Regions from separate parts of the Homo sapiens genome. Here region 2 is linked to region 1. The links are chromatin loops, found by intact Hi-C in ENCODE. Cell type or tissue: upper lobe of right lung. All regions are shown on one strand. Each heading gives the region's core, and the rest is flanking DNA. Links, peaks and the distances in the headings are about the cores only.

Evidence for each region. A loop is a pair of places that touch in the nucleus more often than their neighbours do. Peaks named below come from ENCODE experiments on the same cell type or tissue, not always from the same donor. Only the 100,000 strongest peaks of a DNase experiment are listed, where the experiment ranks them.
Region 2: it touches region 1 in a loop (12-fold over the local background); 1 of 110 quality-filtered maps calls a loop at or near these places.

What each region holds. Positions count from the first base shown.
Region 1 is chr9:129,400,043-129,405,042 of GRCh38, reverse strand. No RefSeq gene overlaps it. Among named protein-coding and RNA genes, the nearest start is that of LINC01503, 66 kb to the right of the region's middle. RefSeq lists enhancers at 1-20, 21-626. In upper lobe of right lung, for the core only: no CTCF peak of the experiment used is centred there; no DNase peak of the experiment used is centred there; H3K27ac peaks cover 416 bases.
Region 2 is chr9:129,842,162-129,851,809 of GRCh38, reverse strand. USP20 (ubiquitin specific peptidase 20) reads right to left here. Exons shown (of 26, transcript NM_001110303.4): 2 at 1,886-1,997. Among named protein-coding and RNA genes, the nearest start is that of USP20, 12 kb to the right of the region's middle. In upper lobe of right lung, for the core only: no CTCF peak of the experiment used is centred there; no DNase peak of the experiment used is centred there.

The sequences.
Region 1 (5,000 bases), core at 1-5,000:
GAGGCGCCAATACCAGCAGCCCCCCACTCACTCAGACCCCCACAAGACAGAACCCCCCAAACTGGAAACATCCAGTGCCAGCTCTGACCCCAGTGCAAACCCAGAGAAAGGCTGCCAAGACCAGACTCTGCTGCAGGGGAGGGCCCGGGCCCACACGGGGCGAGGAGGCTCACCCCCAGCCCTGCCCCCTTCCTCTACTGAAAGTGTCAGGACTTGAACCCAGGGCTGACTCTACAGCCGTACCTGGAAGCACTGGGCTGTCCCCACCCCCCCGACTGGCTATATGGAGGCCCCACTGGGTCCTGAGGGCAGGTGGCCGCATCACCCCCTTAGGGAGGGGGAGGGGGTCAGTCGCCCCTCAAAGTTGCACAGCTTGTGAAAGGGGGCGAGATTCAAACCCAGGACTGTCAGGCTCCCACCAGCACCTAGAGAGCAGTGGGGACAGAGGGCCCAGGAACTCTGGCGAGGAGGCTCCCCACGTCCATGGCAGCACTAGACCCAGGCATGGAGGCTCAGTCACCTCCAAGGGTGCACACAGTGGTCCTGGTGCAGGCCCTGTGGCTGCCTGGCCCCCTCAGATCCTGTTGTGAGTGGCTGTCTCTGCTGCCCCTGCCCCGACCCAACCCCTCTGCCCTAGGGCTGTGCCCACTTCCAGGTCCTTGCCCGGGGACCAGCACTGGTCAGGTATGCTGGGGAGTCCTGCCAGAATTCTGGAAGCTTTGGCCCCATCAAGGCTGTCTCTTGCCCCTGAGACTCAGAAGACGGAGCCACAGGACCATGGGAGCCTGCCCAGCCTGGAACTCCACCCCACCATGAGGCGCCTGCAGGCCTGGCGACATCAGGGCTGGGCAGGGGGTCCCCTTCCTCTGCCTCCTCCTGGGGCCAGCCTCTGTCCCTCCACTGCTGCAGTAGCAACTGCATGGGCTGGGTGTATGAGCTGCGTGTATGAGCTGCATGTCTGCACCGACCTCTGCTTGTGCCTCTCTGTGTCTTTGCATGTGTGTGCATGTGCCCATGTTGGGGTGAGCAGAAACAGCAGGACAGGAGAGAGAGGGAGAGAGGGGGAGATGCAGGCAGCAGAGGGCTGGGTGACACAAGACTGCTGGAAATGCACAGAGAGCAGGGTATGCACCGCAGCTGCAGGGAGAGGCCCTTGGAGAGAGGGACAAGAGAGGGGTTGGAGGGGGCCCAGCCAGGGGCCAGCCCAGGTAGAAGAATCAGGAAAGCAGAGGCCTGAGGGAGAGAGGAGAGGGGAGGAGGAGGAAAGCTGAGTCCAGACTGCAACAGGGGGCCCAGAGAGTGGAGTGGACAGAGGGGTACCGAGGCTGGGGGTCTTGGATGGGACAAGGAGGACAGGCAGCACCTTCTCCACCAACCATCCCGAGTCAGCCCCACAGAAAAGCCCGGGGGGTCAGGAGTAGGTGAGGAAGCAAAGTGGGGGCTCCCTCAGTCCCGGCCCCATCCTGACCTGGGGAGAGGACAGGCATGAGACCAGCCCCAAAAGGAGATGGTAGAGTCCCCCGAGGTCGCAAGCTCCTCACACTTAGCCCCCAAACACCTCCTCTGCACCAGCTGGGGCTGTGTGACCTCGGGCGGAGGACACTGCCTCTCTGAGTCTCTGAGCCCCAAGAAGGTATTCAGCCTGGTGCTCGCATGAAGGCTCAGTGAGGTGAGACCTGGGTCCAGTTCAGGTGGGTCTGATGGCAGCGCCCGAGGTGCTGGGCACGTGCCTCCTTTATCACCAGGGAGAGTGAAATAGGGCCCAAGGTACATAGTTGCCATGACCTGAGCAGAGAGATGTGCAAGCTGTAAAGTGCTGAGGACAACAGGTTGCTTATTTTAAGTGATATTCTTAAAGGTAAATTCAGGTTGGTGCCAGATCGGGGAAGAGGGAGGGAGGTGCCTTGAGAAGAAATCTCTGAGAACCCAGGTTGTAGGGACAGAGACAGCCTGGGGAAGGAGAAGAGCTGTGCTGGCTCCTGCCCAGGCCACATGGGGGTCCCACCAGAGCCAGGCTGGACCCCAGAGAGTCCCAGAAAGGCATGGGCGTCAGGGTGGGCCCTGCAGAAGGCTCGCCTTGGAGACGTGGGCTCCAGGAAACCCCTCAGCCCCAGAATCCCCTCACAATGCCCCCCCCGATTCCCCCCCCCACCCTGTTGTCCAGGGGGAGGCTGCTGAGGGCAGAGAAAAATATGGGATGGGGGAGAGAAGCTGGGGTCCCCACATTCCAACTGTGGGGTTTTTTCCATTCCCTAAAGGCAAGGAGAACAGTGTCAGGAGAGGAGAGAAAAGGGGGAGGGAGAAAAGGAGGAGGTGGAAAAAGGAAGGCAGGGAAGGCGAGGAACAAATGCAGAAGGATTGGAGCCTTGAGAGAGGCTGCCCGAGGAAAGGGCTAAATGAGAAGAGAAGGGAGGGGAAGGCGGCGAGAGGCTGCAGAGCCCGGGTGCGGCGCGGGCAGGCGCTCCAGCAGCTCCGGGTCTTCCAGAGACAAAGGCCCGAGGCCGAGGAGGAGGAAGAGGAGGGGGAGCAGGCGAAGGAGGCAGCGGCAGGGAGGGGAGGCCGGGCAGCCTGGACGCAGAGCCCGGGCCCCAGACCCAGGCAGGCGAGAGACCTGCCCCAATCCAGCCAAGGCCCGAGCTGGGGAAGAGGGGAGTGCGCTCCAAACTTAAGAGGAAAAAGTCTGCCAGCTGCCCTTGGGGTTACCACGACAGATAAAACCTCATCCAGGCATCAGAGAGCACCCTGCACACGAATGCACAGCAGCGAGCTAAAAATACTGGCTTGAGAGGGAAGAGGGTGAAGGAGGGAGGAGGGGGAGGGAGGGGGCAGGAAAGAAGAGGAGGAGAGTAGGGAGGAGGGTGGGGAGGAGTGAGGAGGGTGGGGAGGAGTTGGGGAGCAGGGAGGAGGTGGGGAGGAGGGAGGAGGGAGGAGCGTGGGGAGGAGTTGAGGAGCAGGGCTGCAGGTTCAGGCTCAGGCAGCCTCAGTTTTCCAGAGCGCCCAGTTTTGCAGAGGTGCAGATGCAGAGAGATGACTGTTTTGGGAACTGCAAGCCTCTGCCCCCCACGGCCCCTCTCTTGGATGGGGGTGAGGTGGGGAGGAAAGAAATGGAGAGAGAAAAGGGGAGAGGCAGGGACCAAGAGAACCTCAGGAACAGGGAGAGCAGAGCTGTGAAGGGCAGGGCTGGGGAGGAGGTTGGGGAGATGAGGGAGGGAAGGTGGGAGGGAGAAGGGAGAGGGAGGGAGGGAGAGAAGGAGGGAAAGAGGGAGATAAGGAGGGGGAGGGAGAAGGGGGGAGGAGAAGGAAGAGGGCAGGACAGGGAGGAGGGAGGAAGAAGGGAGGGAGGGAGGGCAGGAGAAAGGGGGGCAGGGAGGGGTGAAGTGTCTCTGGGGCTCTGAGGCACAGACCACCAAGAGACTCAGCACCTACGCTGGTCTCCTCCCATCCCCGTGCCCCTCCCACCCCCTTGCCCCACTACTGGATCCTGGGGAGTGTGGCAGGGGCTGTCAGGGTTGAGCAGTGGGTTCCCCTTCCAGGCCCGCTCCAGACAGAGGCCCCCACCCTCCTTTTGTTGGGGTCACTGGAAGGGTGGGCCTAGGCTAGGGCCCGGCTCCTTGGAGAAGACCCACCAGTGACCTAGCAGGGCCCAGAGCAGGGGCTGGGCCCGGACATTCCAAGTCAATTCAGGACTCGAGCACCCCGGAGGAGAAGGGACCCGGATTGTCCCCTGGAGTCACCTGCATCTACTGGCCAGTCTCCGGTCTGCCTTGGATCCTGGGAGTAGAGGGACAGCATGGCAGGAAGTAGCCCATTCCACCTAGACAGGAAGAAACCCAGAGCCGCCTGAGGAGGAGAGAGAATGCCAGCAGGATCATCGTGGGGGCCGGGGCTCAGGGAGGCCTCTTGGAGGAGATGGTCTTAACACCTGAGAGCTGAGAAGAATTCAGCCTCACAAAACCCAGAGACACGGTCCCCAAGAGGGAGATGGGGCTTGGAGATGCGGTGGGGTGGCCAGGCCGGGAGTGGCCCGCAGGGTTGGAGCCCAGGCCTGAACCTGGCAGGTCACCGGGTAGTCTCCTGCTTGCTCCTGAGCTGGTGTCAGTGAGAGCTGGGTAGCGGGGCCACCGGGAGGCTGAGGGACCCAGGGCCCGGGAACGTGGGAAGCGAGAGCAGCCCCTCCTTCGTTCCTCGGCAGCCTGGGGCCTCACCCCTGCAAGGTCCGGGTGGCCACCGCTTGCAGGGCCGTCCCTCTGGGAGTGCGCAGGGGGGCCGGGGGACCCTGGGATGACCTTCACCCCTCCGAAGGCAAGGCCTCGTCACGTTCATGCTCCAGCCCTTTCCCATCTGGGCTCCTCCTGTGTGCTGGGAGCGCCATGGCCTTGTGAGAACAGGGCGGCATGGTGGACGGGCGAGTGTGGCACGGCGAGGTCCGAGCCCCTGGCTACTCTCCCCAACCCTGAGAACGCAGGCTGCCTCGTAAGCTCTGTGGGCCTCAGTCTCCTGGTCTCTAGAATGCAGCCACGGGCAGGCTACCCAGAAGTGAGACGCCTGCCAAAAAAAGCCCCGTGCCCGGCCCAGAGCCAACACTTGGTCCATTGGGCCCCAGCTCAAAACCCCCCGAGAGGCCTGCCCTGAGCACCGTCCCTGTCCCTGTGTGCCCCCTCAGTCACAATTCACCAGCACGCAGCCACCCACCGAGGCTGAGCCTCTTCAAATTTGCTTCAATGTATGCCACGCACTGACTCAGGTCTCTGGGCCTCAGTTTCCTCACCCGCAAACTAGGGGTGGCCTCTGGGGACTATTCTAAGGGGAGTGGGAAGCCACAGGCTTCTCCTGACGTCCGTGTGCTCCCTCGCGTCTCACGGTACCGCATCTCCTCCGCAGGGCCTGTCTGTCCTGTGTGACGCTATGTGCCACCCCACACGTCTTCAGCCCCGGAGAAAGATTCTGGTGGTGGAGGCTGTTGAGTAAATGTTCACTTGAGCTTCTCCCACTGCCTTGGA
Region 2 (9,648 bases), core at 1,304-6,303, 450 kb before region 1:
AAAGCTCTGTTGCTTCTGTCTAACTGATACACGTTCATTATAAAAACAAAACTCAAACAAGAAAGCACAAAGTAAAATAAATCACTGATAACAAGTAGCAAACATCTTTCCCAACATTCTCCTGCGTTTCTTTCCCTTTTAAATCAGGGGTATAAAAAGATATCTGTCTTAGAAAATAAATGCTTCCCTCAAGGGAGCACCTTGGTGAAGATGAACAGCTCTGTATCTTGAGTGTGGGGTGGTTACATGGATCTACACGTGTGTTAAAAGTGCAAATAACTGAACACACATGAGTGCCTACAGAACTAGTGAAATCTGAATAAGCTCCATGGATTATGCCAATGTCAGTTTACTGATTGTACTACAGACATACTAAGATGTATTATTAGCTGGGATGCTGGTGCATGCCTGTAGTCCCAGCTACTCAAGAGGCTGAGGTAGGAGATCATGTGAGCCCAGGAGTTCAAGGCTGCAGTGAGCCGTGACCATGCCACTGCACTCCAGCCTGGGTGACAGAGCAAGACCTCATCTCAAAAAAAAAAAAAAAAAAAGTATGTGTTATTCTTACCATTAGGGGAAACTGGGTGAAGGTACAAAGGACCTTAGGGTACATTTTTTGCAACTGCCTGTGAATCTATAATTATTTCAAAAGAAAACATTTAAAAATGAGTAACTAAATAAATGCTTCACCTACGGTATTTTAGCAGAATCAAATCCAGGAATCTGACTGCTGATTATAGCTTCAAACTGTTGCCAAATAAGGTCCAAACCAACCAAAGATGTAACTGGAGCCAAGACTGCTTTAACCAAAGGCAGAAGCCTCTGTGACTGCATGAGTCTTAAAAACAAAACAAAAGACTGGGTGCGGTGGCTCATGCCTGTAATCCTAGCACTTTGGGAGGCCGAGGCGGGCAGATCACCTGAGGTCAGGAGATCAAGACCAGCCTGACCAACATGGAGAAATCCCGTCTCTACTAAAAATACAAAATTAGCCGGGCATGATGCACAAGCCTATAATCCCAGCTACTCAGGAGGCTGAGGCAGGAGAATCGCTTGAACCCAGGAGGCGGAAGTTGTGGCAAGCCAACATCGTGCCATTGAACCGCAGCCTAGGCAACAAGAGCGCAACTCCATCCCAAAACACACACACACACACAAAAAACAAAAAACAAAGGCAGAAGCTGCATGTGTGCCCACCTGATCTGAGAGGTGGACCCCCAGACTCCTCCTTACGTGCCCCTCCCTGTCCCAAATGGTCAGCCAGGGTCAACTGGCCAGATTCTCATTCAGAACGTGAGTTACTAAAACTCATGAGGTGTCAGATACCAAACCAAGTGCTTTTTGTGCATTCGTTTATGAAAAACTCTTCCAGCAATCGTTGAGGCAGCTGTGATCAGCCCCATTTCACAGACTAAGGAACAGAGGCTCCTTCTTGTCTAAGGTCTCATAGGAATGTTGGCGCTAGAGCTGAACCTCAAGTGGGTCAGATCCTAAGGGCCCGCTCAGTTGCTTTCTAACTTATAGAAAATGTAAATGTGAAAAGCAGGCAGAACTTACCGTCACATTAAAGATGAGCATAAAGAAAAAAAAGGAAAAAACAAAGTAGACCAAACTATATAACGCACTTCCATGTTTCCATGTACCTAGACTCATCAATTAACAACTCATGGCCAATCTTGCTTCATCTCAACCTCCTGCTTCCTCTTGCTTTTGTAGCAAGTCCCAGACACACAGGCGATCACATTCCATCTGTATTTTTCTAAGAGATAAAGACTTAAAAAAAAAAACCCCATAATCACAATTCCATTCTTTCATCTAAAGAGAAAAATCCATGTGTCCTCCTCAGTCCGTGTTGAAGGGACCCGAGAGGAGGCCATGGGCTTACCTCTGGGTGACACGAAGCCCACAGGAAGCGGCCAGCATTCGCATCCTTTGTTGACAGCTGACAGCGACGGGCTATAGGGGTCTGGAGTGAGTGGAGGCCTCTGGCAAGGAGCCTGGGGGATGAACCAGAGCATTTCACACAGTTCTGTTATTATTACTTTTAAGACAGCCTCTTGCTCGCTTGCCCAGGCTGGAGTTGCAGTGGCATGATCACAGCTCACTGCAGCCTTGACCTTCTAGGCTCAAGCAATCCTCCCACCTCAACTTCCCAAGTAGCTGGGACTATAGGTGTGCACCACCACACCCACCTAATTTATTTAAAATTTCTTGTAGAGACAGGGTCTTGTTTTGTTGTCCAGGCTGGTCTTGAACTCCTGGGCTCAAGTAGTCCTCCCACCTCAGGCCTTCCAAAGTGCTGAGATTATAGGCGTGAGCCACTGTGCCCAGACAGTTCCGTTATTTTAAAATCACTCTTAGCACCAACTAGAAGCTAAAAAGGGCCCAGCATTCCTCCTGGGAGGAACTAATTTCAGGATATTGGGGATGTCCACAGGCTAGACTACTCCCTGTGCAGCCAGAGAGCAATACCACCACATCACTCCTGGGCCAGCTGGCCAAGGCTCAGGCAGAGCTGGCACGCAGGGGCAGCCCCTCCTAGGGAGTGCTGGCCTTCACTAGTCACTGCTGAGGCATTACCTTGGTGCTCCCCAGGAGGAAACCTGCACAGGTCTGCTGGAGGGGTCTACAGGGCCTCTCCTATTGTCCCATCAGGCTACCACAGTCCATCAACCCTCTGGACAGGAAGGCCTGGCCCCTTCCACACATGCCACCAGGCCCCTCAGGCCATCCTTTGAGCTCTCAGGGATTTCCTGAGAACCCCCGACCCTCAAGTGTTCAGCAGGCCCAGGCTGCAGGCACAACCGGGCTCATCCACACATTGCCACTACCCACACTTCACTGGCAGGTCACAGTTTCCCAGATGTGGACAGCTCAAAGAGGGAGAGGCAGTTAGAAGCTACCATTTAAAATAGTCACATGACAATGACAGCTTCAAGATTCCAAATTCCAAACCTCCTCACTTGAAGCCAGGTTTTTTAGTTTTCTTCATTGTTTCTGCTGAGGCCATGTGCCCTGAGTCGGCACTAGTCTTACACTATTTTAAGCTGCAGTGGTGTGGGTTTTGCTAGCATCTTTGGTAAGTGATCATCTCTCCAGTCGGGTGGCTGGGGAGGGAGTGGGCAGGTTATAACTTGGCCCATTCTTTTTTTTTTTTTTGAGATAGTCTCACTCTGCCGCTCAGGCTGGAGTACAGTGGCATGATCTTGGCTCACTGCAACTTCTGCCTCCCGGGTTCATGAAATTCTCCTGCCTCAGCCTCCTGAGTTGCTGGGATTACAGCTGTGTGCCACCATGCCCGGCTAATTTAACAGACTCACTCTTGATTTGCAAGTGCAATTGGACTTACATTCTTGCAACTTCAGAGAGAAAAATCAGCCCTGTGGCTAACAGCCCTCAATGTATTCTCACTACTCCCATTTTACAGATGAAGACACAGAATTGGAACTTAAGTAACTCAGGAACTTGGCAGAGGTCAATCACCTGGCTAGTTTTTTTTGTTTTGTTTTGCTTGAGATGGAGTTTCGCTCTTGTTGCCTAGGCTGGAGTGCAATGGTGCGATCTCAGCTCACCGCAACCTCCGCCTCCCGGGTTCAAGCAATTCTCTTGCCTCAGCCCCTTGAGTAGCTGGGATTCCAGGCATGCGCCACCATGCCCAGCTAATTTTATATTTTTAGTAGAGATGGAGTTTCTCCATGTTGGTCAGGCTGGTCTCAAACTCCTGACCTCAGGTGATCCGCCTGCCTCAGCCTCCCAAGTGCTGGGATTACAGGCGTGAGCCACCGTGCTCGGCCCACCTGGCTAGTTTGTAACAGGTGTGGCCCTGATCAGATCTGTGTGGTGCAGAGTCTTGCTCTAAATCATGAGTCGGATTTAGAGAAACATTAAACTGAGCAAAAAAAAAAAAAAAAATCAGATACAAAAACATATATACCATATGATTCTATTTATATAAAATTCCAAGACAGACAAAACTGATGATGATAGAAACTGGATCAGTGATTGCCTGGGGCAAAGGGGAGAGTTATGTTGCAGACAAGAAGGAACTTTCTGTGGTGTTGGAATGTTCTAGATCTTGTCTGGTGTGGGGTTTAATCAAGTGTATACACCTGTCAAATCGTGTGCACTGTATCTTTAAAGTGCGTGCATTTTATTATATGTAAATTATACCTCAATAAAGTTGATTAAAAGCATTTTAAATCAGAATGAGGCCAGGCACAGTGGCTCACACCTGTAATCCCAGCACTTTGGGAGGCTGAGGCGGGCGGATCATGAGATCAGGAGTTGGAGACCAGCCTGGCCAACATGGTGAAACCCTGTCTCAACTAAAAATACAAAATTTAGCTGAGTGTGGTGGGAAGCGCCTGTAATTCCAGCTACTCAGGAGGTTGAGGTGGAAGAATCACTTGAACCTGGGAGGCGGAGGCTGCAGTGAGCTGAGATCGCACCACTGCACTCCAGCCTGGGCGACAGAGCAAGACTCCATCTAAAAAAAAAAAAAAAAAAAAAAGTGTTGGCTGTTGGCGAGGGTGTGGATAAATTGGAGCCCTGTGCACTGTTGGTGGGAATGTGAAATGGTGCAGCTGCTGCAGAATGCAGTATGGCAGTTCCTCAAGAACTGTAAAATAGTACCACACTATTGAGCAATCCACATCTGGGTATACACCCAAATGCACTAAAAACGGCAACTCAAAGAAATATTTGTGCACCTATGTTCATAGCTGCATTATGTGCAACAGCCAAAAGACAATGCAAACCAAGTGCCCATCAATAGACAAAACATGATATACCCATACAATGAAATATGATTCAGCCTAAAAAGGGAAATTTTGACACACGCTACAACATGAACCCTAAAGACACCTACTCAGTAAAACAAGTCAGGCTGGGTATGGTGGTTCATGCCTGTAATCCCAACACTTTGGGAGGCTGAGGCAGGCGGATCACTTGAGGTCAGGAGTTTGAGACCAGCCTGGGCAACATGGTGAAACCTCGTTTCTACTAAAAATACAAAAATTAGCCGGGCGTGGTGGCGGGAGCCTGTATTCCCAGCTAGTAGGGAGGCTGAGGCAGGAGAATCGCTTGAACCTGGGAGGCAGAGGTTGCAATGAGCCAAGAAGATCGTGCCACTGCACTCCGGCCTGGGTGACAAGAGCAAAACTCCATCTTAAAAAAAAAAAAAAAAAAGACAGTAACTTCTCAGAAAATATTTGCTGAATGGCCCCAAAATACAAAGTTATAAAACACTATTAGGCCATGTTGGGCGGCTCATGCCTGTAATTCCAGCACTCTTGGAGGCCGAGGCAGGAGGACTGCTTGAGCCCAGGAGTTTGAGATCAGCCTGGGCAACATGGTGAAACCCCATCTCTACAAAAAATTTAAAAATTAGGTGGGCATGGTGGTGCACGCACCTGTAGTCCCAGCTACTCGGGAAGCTGTGATGGGAGGATGGCTGGAGCCCAGAAGTATGAGGCTGCAGTGAGCTATGATGGCACCACTGCATTCCAGCCTAGACAACAGGGTAAGACCCTATCTCAAAAAAAAAAAAAAAAAAAAAAAAAATATATATATATATATATATGGCTGGGCGCAGTGGCTCACGACTGTAACCCCAGCACTTTGGGAGGCCGAGGCGGGAGGACCATGAGGTCAGGAGATCAAGATCATCCTGGCTAACATGGTGAGACCCCGTCTCTACTAAAAGAAAATACAAAAAAATTGGCTGGGTGTGGTGGCGGACGCCTGTAGTCCCAGCTACTCGGGAGGCTGAGGCAGGAGAAAGGCATGAACCCAGGAGGCTGAGCTTGCAGTGAGCCGAGATCGCACCACTGCGCTCCAGCCTGGGCGACAGAGCGAGACTCTGTCTCAAAAAAAACAAAACACAAAACAAAACAAAAAAAACCTATTATTACAGTAAACTCTTATTTTGGTGAAATAATGTGTTTTAGGCCTAGAGAAAGGATGCTATCATCTTTTCTGGAGGATAGAGTCAAGTGATTTTTATTTCCTTTTTGCTTTTCTGCATTTTCTACAATGAACTTGTGTTGCCTTTTTTTTCTTCCTATACTTGCTTCCTGAATGACTGTGTTATAATCATTCTAATCTAATAATCTAATAAGGTCAGTCACAGTGGCTCACGCCTGTAATCCTAGTGCTTTTGGGAAGCTGAGGAGGGAGGATCCCTTAAGCTCAAGGCTGCAGTGAACTAGGATTGTGCCACTGCACTACAGCCTGGGCAACAGAGCAAGAACCCATCTCTAAAACAAAACCAAAATCAAAAAACAACAAAAAATGCTTTTCCTCTCAGAAGTCCCCTCTCTCACTAGAGAGAGAGCTGTTTTCCTTTCTTTCTTTTTCTTTTGCCTGTTAAACCTCTGCTCCTAAAAACAAAAACAAACCAAAAAAAATACCTAAATCGGTTACTGTTAATGGTTTTTCAAGTTTCCAAAATAAGAAAATAAGAAGAGTGTGCATCTGGCTTCCTAGGTATGTTGCTCTTCCCCAAACTCCTGAGGGCACCATAGGGGACAGAGCCTCTGTTCCCTGGAGCTCTCCAGGCCCCTGTGCCAGGCACTGCCCTGAGCCTACACAGGGTGGTTTTCAGAGAAGGGGTGGGAGCATCTGAGTGGTCCCAGAAGTCCCCAAAGCTGCTACCTGGATGGCTCCTAAGCACACTTCTCCAGGTGACTCACAGGGGCCAAGAAGTGCCCTCAACATGTGTTTTTTGTATTTTTATCTATTTATTTATTTAGAGACCAGGTTATGAGACTGGCTAATTTTTGTATTTTTGGTAGAGACAGGGTTTTGCCGTGTTGCCCAAGCTGGTCTTGAACTCCTGGGCTTAAGTGATCTGCCCACCTCCACCTCCCAAAGTGCTGGGATTACACACATGAGCCACCATGACCGGCCCTCTCAATATTCATTTTTGCCTCATTTACCTCCATGTTGTATTCAAATTTTTCATCTTCTCCTACTTGTCCTGAAAATTTTAAAGGCATTTTTGTCTGGTTTTCATAAATTTGATATATACCTTCATAGAAGCTGGAAACAGACACAGACATAAAATGAAATAAAAATCACCTGTAATCCTGCTGTACAGGAAAAAAAATATGGTTACCTTTTTGGTTTTGGTAAGTCTTATTTACATGTACGAATATATAATTTTTTTTTTTTTTTTTTTTTTTTTGAGACAGAGTCGCGCTCTGTCACCCAGGCTGGAGTGCAGTGGTGCGATCTCGACTGAACACACTCTCCACTTCAGGTTCAAGCCATCCTACCACCTCAGCCTCCCGAGTAGCTGGGATTACAGGCACACACTCCCACGCCTGGCTAATTTTTGTATTTTTTGTAGATATGGGGTTTCGTCATGTTGCCCAAGCTGGTCTCAAACTCCAGAGCTCAACCAATCCATCTGCCTGGGCCTCCCAAAGTGCTGGGATTACAGGCGTGAGCCACCATGCCCAACCAGATATATAAATTTTAAAAATAAACTGCAATATAACCAATAAATTTGTATACAGCTTTTTTTGGTTTATATATTTCTAATGTCACTAAATTTCTTTTCAGCTTCATTTCTAATAGGTGAATAATATTATACCACATATAATTTAAGCTATACAACCCCTTACTGAATTATTTATCCATCATAGGACGTGGTATTTTTGTATTTTGTGTATGTGTGTTTTGCCATTATAAAGAAGGCACTGAGAAACATTTTGGAATATGAATCTTTTGTTTTGCTTAAAGACAAGTCTCAATCTGTCACCCAGGCTGGAGTGCAATGGTGTGATCATGGTTCACTGCAGCCTCTACCTCCCTGGGCTCAGGTGATCCTCCTACCTCAGCCCCCCAAGTAGCTAGGACTACAGGCATGCACTACCAAGCCTGGCTACTTTTTAATTTTTCTTTTATAGAGACAGAGTTTTGCCATGATGCCCAGATTGGTCTGGAACTCCTGGGTTCAAGCAATCTGCCTGCCTTGGACTCCCAAAGTACTGGAACTACAGGTGTGAGCCACCAGGAATGTGAAACTTTGACTAAATCTTTTTGTTTTGTTTTGTTTTGTTTTTTTGAGATGGAGTTTTCACTCTTGTTACCCAGGCTGGAGTGCAGTGGTGTGATCTCGGCTCACTGCAACCTCCACCTCCTGGGTTCAAGCAATTCTGCTGCCTCAGCCTCCCAAGTAGCTGGGATTACAAGCACACACCACCACGCCCAGCTAATCTTTTTGGATTTTTAGTAGAGATGAGGTTTCACCACATTGGTCAGGCTGGTCTTGAACTCCTGATCTCAGGTGATCCGCCTGCCTCAGCTTCTCAAGTGCTGGGATTACAGGCGTGAGTCACTGCGACCAGACTGTCTTTTTGTTGTTGTCGTGGTTGAGACAGAGTCTTAGTCTGTTGCCTAGGCTGGACTGCAGTGGCGTGATCTCTGCTCACTGCAACCTCCGCCTCCTGGGTTCAAGCGTTTCTCTTGCCTCAGCCTCTAGAGTAGCTGGGATTACAGGAATCCACCATCACACCCACATAATTTTTGTATTTTTAGTAGAGACGAGGTTTCACCACGTTGGCCAGGGTGGTCTCGAACTCCTGACCTCAAGTGATCTGTCCACTGCGGCCTCCCAAAGTGCTGGGAGTACAGGTGTACGCCACCATGCCCGGCCTACATCTTTGACCAAAAAAAAAAAAAAAAATTATTGGTCAAAATGTGTGCTTTGAAGGCTCTACATAGATATTGATAAGCTTCCCTTTAGAAACAGTATATACATTTATCTGCCTATCAGCAGTATATGAGTATGTGCAACATAAAAAGTTTAAGGTTTACTAACATTTTAAAAATTAATGGTTAAAAATCATTTCTATGAAGGAAAAAGGGCGGTAGTACAGAAAACACTGGGTGCTTAATATTCCACACAAAGGGCCAGGTGCGGTGGCTCACAGCTGTAATCCCAGCACTTTGGGAGGCTAAGGAGGGTGGATCACAAGGTCAGGAGTTCGAAACCAGCCTGACCAACATGGTGAAATCCCATCTCTACTAAAAATACAAAAAATTAGCCAGGTGTGGTGGCACATGCCTGTAAGCCCAGCTACTCAGGAGGCTGAGGCAGGAGAATCGCTTGAACCCAGGAGGCAGAGGTTGCAGTGAGCCGAGATCACGCCATTGCACTCCAGCCTGGGCAACAGAGTAAGACTCCGTCTAAAAAAAAAAAAAAAAACTTCCACACACAGGACCTAAAATATCGGAAGCATGGGGGTCGACAAGAGGGTGCATATCTCAGCTGTCTGAAAGTTATCATTTTGCTTCCTTTTGGTACCCAACCAACACTGACCATGTACCTCCTTAGGAACAGTGACTTGGGGTGCTGGGAAACAGCCAGGCATAGGCCCTGCTCTTGTAGTGTACAGAGTCCCATACTTCAACCTCAGGGTACTTGCAAGCAGACACTAGGGAGGTGATAATCACCACCAGCACCTCTGTTTCCTACACTCACTGAGGGTTAGCTGCTGCACATACATTATCCCGGGAGGTAACGGTCACTATGGAAGGAAATTACAGGGACAAGTAGCCCTGGGTTCAGTACCTCACTCTGCCCCTTGCAAGTCTGTGACTTTAGATAAATCGCTCAGTCTCCACATTCATAAAATGGGG